Regions from separate parts of the Homo sapiens genome. Here region 2 is linked to region 1. Evidence: read pairs that join two places in POLR2A ChIA-PET (ENCODE). Cell type or tissue: Caco-2. All regions are shown on one strand.

Region 1 (4,000 bases):
CAAGCCCACAATCCTGGCATCTAAATACGTCAACAGAGAAACCGACAAACAGAACAGAGGGGGATGGCGCTGCTCTCAGCCTGACATTAAACAGATTAAAAATCTAAATATGGTTCAAAGGCCTCGCAGCTCCACATCCAACTATCCCTCAAGTACTCACAAAGAAGGACAAAAATAATCCATGTTTCAGCCTCGGCAGAGGAGCTCTGCGTCCTCCAAACAGTAGCTACCGTTTAAGCCAAAGCTGAGTTTTGGCACTGGAGATCTAGAAATCAAGAAAGGACCTCCAACTTGGAACTCAGAAACCTCTGAAGCAACCTGACCTGAAGAGGAAATTAGGAAAAAAAAAAAAAAAAAAAAAAAGGAACAAATGTCAGTAATATGAGAAAAACATGCATTATGGAAACCAATGGGATGGGGTTCACGGGGTGGAACCCTCAACACCACACTGATGGAACAGAAGAGGGCAGAAGTCAGCAAAAGGGGCCTGTGATCTGAAAGTCACCAAAAACTTTAGAAAGAGAAGAAATGCCGATAAAGAGGAAAATTGATCAATTGATCAATATCGATTTGCCAATGAAGCAGATTCTCCAGAAGAAAAATCAACGAGAGAGAGAAAATGCACAGGGCAGCCGAGTCAAGAACAAAGAAACCACCTAAAAGTTGGCGCATTGAGGACCGCGGCGCCCTCAGCCTCCCTGCGCAGGTGGAAAGACAGGCGCCTCCAAACGTTATCAAAGAGCCGAACGGGGCCAGGCGCAGAGGGTCAGGCCTGGAATCCCAGCACTTTTGGCACGGGTGGACAGACAGGCGCCTACAAACATTATCAAACAGCCAAATGAGGCCGGGCTCGGTGGCTCATGCCTGTAATCCCAGCACTTTGGGAGGCCGAGGCGGGAGGATCACCAGGTCAGGAGACCGAGACTGTCCTGGCTAACACGGTGAAACCCTGCCTCTACTAAAAATACAAAAAATTAGCGCAATGGTTACTAAACTCTCTAAGTTTCAGCTTCTTTACCAGTAAAATACGGTAATAATTACACCTATTTCGCTAACCTGTTAGAACTGAGAATTCCCAGTGAATAAGCCAAGCTTTGTGTCCAATGCACAGTGCTCAAGAAACACTGATGTAAGCAGTGGCTCACACCTGTAATCCCAGCACTTCGGGAGGCCGAGGCGGGCGGATCACAAGGTCAGGAGATGGAGACCATCCTGGCTAACAAGGTGAAACCCCGTCTCTACTAAAAATACAAAAACTTAGCCGGCACCTGTAGTCCCAGCTACTAGGGAGGCTAGGCAGGAGAATGGCGTGAACCTGGGAGGCGGAGCTTGCAGTGAGCTGAGATCACGCCACTGCACCCCAGCCTGGGTGACAGAGCATGACTCCGTCTCAAAAAAAAAAAAAAAGTGATGTAAATTGTTGTATTACTGATGTTGTTAAAAAGTTAATGAGGCGGCCAGGCGCGGTGGTTCACGCCTGTAATCCCAGCACTTTGGGAGGCCGAGGTGGGTGGATCACTGGAGGTCAGGAGTTTGAGACCAGCCTGGCCAACGTGGCGAAACCATGTCTCTACTAAAACTACAAAAAATTAGCCAGGCATGGTGGCAGGCACCTATATTCCCAGCTACTCAGGAGGCTGAAGCAGGAGAATCGTTTGAACTCAGGAGGCGGAGGCGGAGGCGGAGGTTGCAGTGAGCTGAGATCGTGCCACTGCACTCCAGCCTGGGCAACAAGAGCAAAACTCGGTCTCAAAAAAAAAAAAAAAGTTAATGAGGCAGCAATAAAAAGAAAAAAAAAAGATACAGCCAACAGCTTGGCTGGATCTCCAGGGAATTATGCTAACGTAACAGAATAAAAGCTAATCTCAGAAGGTTGCAAACTATAGGATTCCATTTACACAAAATACTCAAAGTGAAAAATTGGGCTGGGCACAGTGGCTCACACATGTAATCACAGCACTCTGGGAGGCTGAGGTAAGAGGATCACTTGAGCTCATGAATACAAGATCAGCCTGGAGAACACAGCAAGACCCCATCTAGACAATATTTTTTTATTCTTCAGACACGGTCTCCCTCTGTCCCCGAGGCCAGAGTGCAGTGGCGCAATCTCAGCTAACTGCAACCTCCGCCTCCCAGGTTCAAGTGCTTTTCGTGTCTCAGCCTCCCGAGTAGCTGGGATGACAGGCACGCACCACCACGCCCAGCTAATTTTTGTATTTTTAGCAGAGACGGGGTTTCGCCACGTTGACTAGGCTGGTCTTGAACTCCTGGCCTCATGTGATCCACACACCCTGGCTTCCCAAAATGCTGGGATTATAGGTGTGAGCCACCGCACCCAGCTGAAATTTTTCTTTTTTTTTAAACAGAGACAGGGTTTCTCCATGTTGCCCAGGCTGGTCTTGAACTCCTGGGCTCCGGCAATTCTCCCATCTCAACCTCCCAAAGTGCTGGGGATTACCAGTGTGAGCCGCTGACCCAGCCCTCTACAAAATACATATTTTTTTAATTAGGTGGTCGCAGCTGCTCACAAGGCTGAGGTGGGAGGATCAGTTGAGCCCAGAACTTCAAGGCTACAGTCAGTTATGATCACACCACTGCACTCCAGTCTGGACAACAGAGTGAGACCTGGTCCCTAAAAAAAAAAAATCGTACAGATGAAGAACAGATTGGTGATTCCTGGGCTTAAAGAAGGTGCATGTCTCAAAACTGCACAGAACTACACACACACACACACACACACACACACACACACACGCACGCGTACACACACGCACGCAGACACAGACGCAGACACGCACACACGCGCAGACGCACAGACACGCACGCGCAGACGCACACACACGTGCGCACACACGCACGCACACGCACAGACGCGCACACGCACAGACACACACCCGCACGCACACACAGACACACACACGTGCGTGTAAAGCCGGTGGAATCTGATCAGGATCTGTGGACGGCACCAATGTCGGCTTCCTAGGTCTGACGCAGCACCACGGGTGGGCGGGACGGTACCCCTGGGGGTGGCTAGGTGAGAGGAGAACACTCTGCCACTTCCTGTGAATCCCGAAAGACTTCAGAATAAAAAGTGGATCAACTTCAAGGACGAGGGCCCAAGAGAGTAACAGAAAATTCACCAGAGAGCCATTCACAGGGTCAATCCCCTTCCGAGAAGACCACCGCCCTCTATTAAACAAGTGGCAGGTGAAAGGACACGATCTTTGTCACCTATTAAATGAGACAGGCCGTGCTGTCACCACGTTGGCCAGGCTGGTCTCGAACACCTAGTCCCAGGTACTCCTCTTGCCTTGGCCTCCCAAGTGCTGGGATTACAGGCCTGAGCCACCGCGCCCGGTCACAAGGGACGCTTTCAATGTGAAAAAGCATCCAGGGACCCAGCAATTCCACTCCCAGACACGCACCCGGAGGAAATGACCCATGCGCCAGGTTCTCCCGGGGTTTCCTCTTAAAGCAGAACGCGGAGGTGCCGTTCTGTGGATTTTCACTCTGACCGTGTGTCACACTTACAATCGCACGGACAGAGAAAGCGACGGGGAAATGAAAAATAGGAAAGAACTTTCCTTTGGTCCGTCAATAAGCAATTTCCTGGTGTCTCCCGTGGCCTCAGAGCCTGTCTGTCTTGGCAGAAGATAGGCTGTCACTCAGAGACCTGTGCCTGAGGGTTTCCAAAAATGGGAGGCGGTGGGTGGGAGAAGGCGTACGAAAATTATTCCCGTTTTAAATGTCTTCCGATCCAGACAACCAGAAAATCTTGGTTTCCTATTCGTTAATCTCTAATGCCTTTTTTGTTTCGTTTCTGTTTTGAGACAGGGTCTGGCTCTGTCACCCAGGCTGCAGGGCAGTGGCGCAATCTCAGCTCACTGCAACCTCCGCCTCCCAGGCTCCAGCAATCCTCCTGCCTCAGCCTCCCGAGTAGCTGGGACCCCAAGTGTGCGCCACCACGCCCAGCTAATTTTTGTATTTTTAGTAGAGATGA
Region 2 (4,000 bases), 160 kb before region 1:
TCACTACTGCCCCCAAAGGGCAGGGTTCCCTGCAGTCCCCGAGTGAGCTTGCCAGCCGGGGTCTTCTTAACATGACGGATGCAGCCAGGTGTGGTGGCTCACGCCTGTAATCCAGCACTTTGGGAGGCCGAGGCGGGAGGAACACTTGAGCCCAAGAGTTAGAGACCAGCCTGGACAACATAGTGACACCCCCATCTCTACCAAAAAATACAAATACAAAAATTAGCTGGGCGTGGTAGCACGCATCTGTGGTCCCTACTTCTCTGGAGGCAGAGGCAGGAGGATCGCTTGAGACTGGGAGGCCGAGGCTGCAATAAGCTATGATCGTGCCACGGTACTCCAGCCTGGGTGACAGAATGAGACCCTGTCTCAAAAATAAATAAAAACAAAAATCAAGTAATGGAGGCTTCCTCGTCCATCAGCTGGGAGAGGCACAGTGGCTGGGTGGCAGGAGGGGCTTCCAGCTCTAGGCTACCCGCCTTAGCAAAGCGTGTGACCAGGGGGATCGGGTCACAGAAAGAGCTCAAGCCTCGCCAGCAGTGGCCCTCCTGGGGGCGGGGCTTCCATTCCTGCAAAAGCCGTGGCACCCACCGGGATGGACTCCACTGAGCTGGCCTGGCTCTCATTCCTGCTGTCTCTGGAAGCCAGAGACGCAACAAGCCCGCCACCGAAAACCTCTCCAGGGGCCGTGCAACCTCCTGGAGCACACACTTAGGGAGGCAGGGGTGGCGAAGGTGAGAGGTGGGCATTGACGTCCTGGTGACTCCCACATTCAGCAGAAACTACGTATGGCTCCCTGCTCCCCCACGTATGCAAGCCCAGTGCAGCAGGGCTGAAGCAGCACCGACTTCAGGGTCACTCAGAGAAGCGTCAGGGGCCCCTCGGCTCTGGCCTGCCCCTCGGCAGTGTGGTCTCCCACGGACGAAGGCTCCACGTGCCGCACGGGTCTGGGCTGATCAAATCACCTCTGTCATCACCTGCTTTAGCAACAGGGTGGGAAAGGCCGGGCAGTGCCTGGATGAAGGCACAGGAGGCCCCCTACCTTCTGTGAGCGCCCCCCGTCCCCCGCACAGCGTGCCTCAGTTTCGCCACACTCAACGGCCATGGACCTGAGCCCATGAAGCTCAAACCACGGCCCCAGCACCCTCAGGTGACCGAACTGCATGCTGGGAATAAAACCAACTCATGCACCTTGACCAGTACCGGCCCACAGAACCTTCCAGATGATGCGCACACCTCCCACCGATGCTGGTCCACACCAGCCACCAGCCATGTGTGGCTCCTGGGCACTTGAAATATGTCTAAAGGGAAAACACAACTCAATTTTTCTCTTTTTTTCTTTTTCAGAGACAGGGTCTCACTCTGTCACTCAGGCTGGAGACTCCAACTCCTGGGCGCAAGCAACCCTCCTGCCTCAGCCTCCTGAGTAGCTAAGACCACAGGTGCATGCCACCACACCCAGCTAGTTTGTGTATTTTTGGTAGATATAGGTTTTGCTATGCTGCCAAGGCTGGTCTTGAACTCCTGGCCTCAAGTCATCCTCCTGCCTCAGCCTCCCAAAGTCCTGGGATTACAGGCATGAGCCACTGCACCTGGCCCCAGAATTTTCTAATATTACTTTTTAAAAATGTTCCCTTAGAAATTCACAGTTTCTATCATTCCACATGGCTCATTTTCTTTTTTCTTTTTTTTTTTTGTTTGAGATAGAGTCTTGCTCTGTCACCCAGGCTGGAGTACAGTGGCACGATCTCAGCTCACTGCAACCTCCGCCTCCTGGGTTCAAGCAATTCTCCTGCCTCAGCCTCCCAAGTAGCAGGGATTACAGGCATGCGCCACCATGCCCAGCTAATGTTTTTGTATTCTCAGTAGAGACGGGGTTTCACCATGTTGGCCAGGGTGGCCTTGAACTCCTGACCTCAAATGATCCGCCCACCTCAGCCACCCAAAGTGCTGGGATTACAGGTGTGAGCCACCGCACCTGGCCGATTCATCTTCATTTGTTTCCCGCCAGCCCCAGAACAGCCTGGGGCAGACATTCTTGTTTCTTTTGTTCACTTGTCCATTAGCAGTGCTCTAAGCGCAGAGCCCAGCACACAGGAAGTGCTCAAGAAAAGGATTGTTGAATGAATGAATGAGCCTCATCCAGAACACAAAATTCACCCAACTGCACTGCTGAATCCTTTGGTCTCTGACTAGCTTCCACCTCGTAAATCAGGAGTGGACAAGCTTTCCTGCCAAAGGCTGGAGTCTCTGCTCCCACTACTCAACTCTGCCCTTCTGGTGTGAGAGCAGCCACTAACCGTATGTGAATCATTTGGCTGTGTGCCGTAAACCTTTACTTACCAACACTGAAATCTGAATTTCATACCTCTTTCAGGTGTCAGAAATGTTCTTTTTCACCCACCCCCATTTAAAAATGTGAAGTCCATTCATAGCTCCCAGACCTTAAAAAAACAGCCAGGGGCAGGGTTTGGGGGGCCCTAGCTTACCACCTCTGTTTTACTTTATTTATTTCTATTTATTAATTATTATTATAATTATTGAAACAGAGTCTCACTGTGGTCCAGGCTGGAGTGCAGTTGCGTGATCTCAGCTCACTGCAACCTCCGACTCCCAGGTTCAAGTGATTCTCCTGCCTCAGTCTCCTGAGTGGCTGGGATTACAGGCCCATGCCACCACACCCGGCTAATTTTTGTATTTTTAGTAGAGACAAGGTTCCACCATGTTGGCCAGGCTGGTGTCCAACCTCTGACCTCAAGTGATCCACCCACCTCGGCCTCCCAAAGTGCTGGGATTATAGGCGTGAGCCACCGCACCGGCCACTTATTTATTTTTGAGACACAGTCTGGCTGTGTTGCCTAGGCTGTATCCTCCCACTTTAGCCTCCAAGAAGCTGGGGCTACAAGTGTCCACCACCACACCCAGTAATTTTTTTTTTTTTTTGAGACAGTCTCGCACTGTCACCTGGGCTGGAGTGCAGTGGTGCGATCTCGGCTCACTGCAAACTCTGCATCCCGGGTTCAAGCGATTCTCCTGCCTCAGCCTCCCGAGTAGCTGAGATTACAGGCGCCTGCCACTATGCCCAGCTAACTCTGTTTTGTTTTTGTTTTTGTTTTTGTTTTGTTTTTTCATTTTTAGCAGAGACGGGGTTTCACCATGTTGGCCAGGCTGGTCTCGAACTCCTGGGCTCAAGCGATCCTCCCGCCTCATCCTCCGAAAGTGCTGGGCTTACAGGCCTGAACCACAGCGCCCGGCCTCCACCCCTGTCAGAAGAACCCTCTGAAAATCGGTCCCACTCTACGGAGGAGTAGAGGGAGACTCGGAGAGGATACGGACCGTGCCCATGTTGCGGGGGTTCCCAGGGCGTGGGGTCAGGAGTTAGGGGTGTGCTTCTCTCCCGTCCCCTTGCTGCCGGGGTCTCAGGTCCGCTTTTCCCCGGGACCGGGCTCCCCCTACCTTCCGGGGCCAGGATGGTGAACACTGGATCCTCTGCCGGCGCACCCCGCACATCCTCCAGGATCTGCTCCACCGTGGGGGGCGCTGGGCGGGTGGGCAGCAGCACGCGCTTCTTTGCCTTGGAGCCCATCTCTGAAGGCGGGGAAGGGGGCGCTGACCGGGGCGTCCACCTCTCCGCCCTTGCCCGGGCTGCTCCTCCCGCCCAGCGAACTCGTACGCACCCGTCGCGGTCCCGCTCCCGGGGAAGCCCGCCCTGTCCCGCCCCTCTGAGCTCGCCCCAGGCCCTGACCCTCCCTCCGCCCAAAAACACGGTGGCCAAGGCTTCAGGGTCTGGCTCAACCTCTGCCTCAGTTTCCCCGCGGTCACCCCAGTCGCCGGCCTCTTCCCACCTGGGCGCGGGACCCGAAAGCCCAGCGTCGACGACGCAGCCACTTCCGATTCCGGTCGGAGCACCGCCCCGTCCCCGAACACGTGACACACACTTCCGGCCTCCTCTCCCGCCGGCCCGCCGCTCATCGCGGGGCTCCGCCCCGTCTTAAAGGGA

Evidence for each region. ChIA-PET counts read pairs that join two places held together with the same protein. Peaks named below come from ENCODE experiments on the same cell type or tissue, not always from the same donor. Only the 100,000 strongest peaks of a DNase experiment are listed, where the experiment ranks them.
Region 2: POLR2A ChIA-PET joins it to region 1 with 5 read pairs; 2 of 35 experiments call an interaction of 5 or more read pairs at or near these places.

The regions. Positions count from the first base shown.
Region 1 is chr19:1,639,412-1,643,411 of GRCh38, forward strand. All of the region lies in intron 3 of TCF3 (transcription factor 3), which reads right to left. Among named protein-coding and RNA genes, the nearest start is that of TCF3, 11 kb to the right of the region's middle. In Caco-2, no CTCF peak of the experiment used is centred here; no DNase peak of the experiment used is centred here.
Region 2 is chr19:1,475,318-1,479,317 of GRCh38, forward strand. It overlaps C19orf25 (chromosome 19 open reading frame 25), which reads right to left and starts at 3,898. Exons shown (of 3, transcript NM_152482.3): 1 at 3,846-3,898; 2 at 3,457-3,588. The coding sequence starts at 3,586. RefSeq lists enhancers at 3,083-3,583, 3,945-4,000 and a silencer at 3,675-3,724. In Caco-2, no CTCF peak of the experiment used is centred here; a DNase peak (open chromatin) is centred at 3,964; H3K4me3 peaks cover 1,058 bases.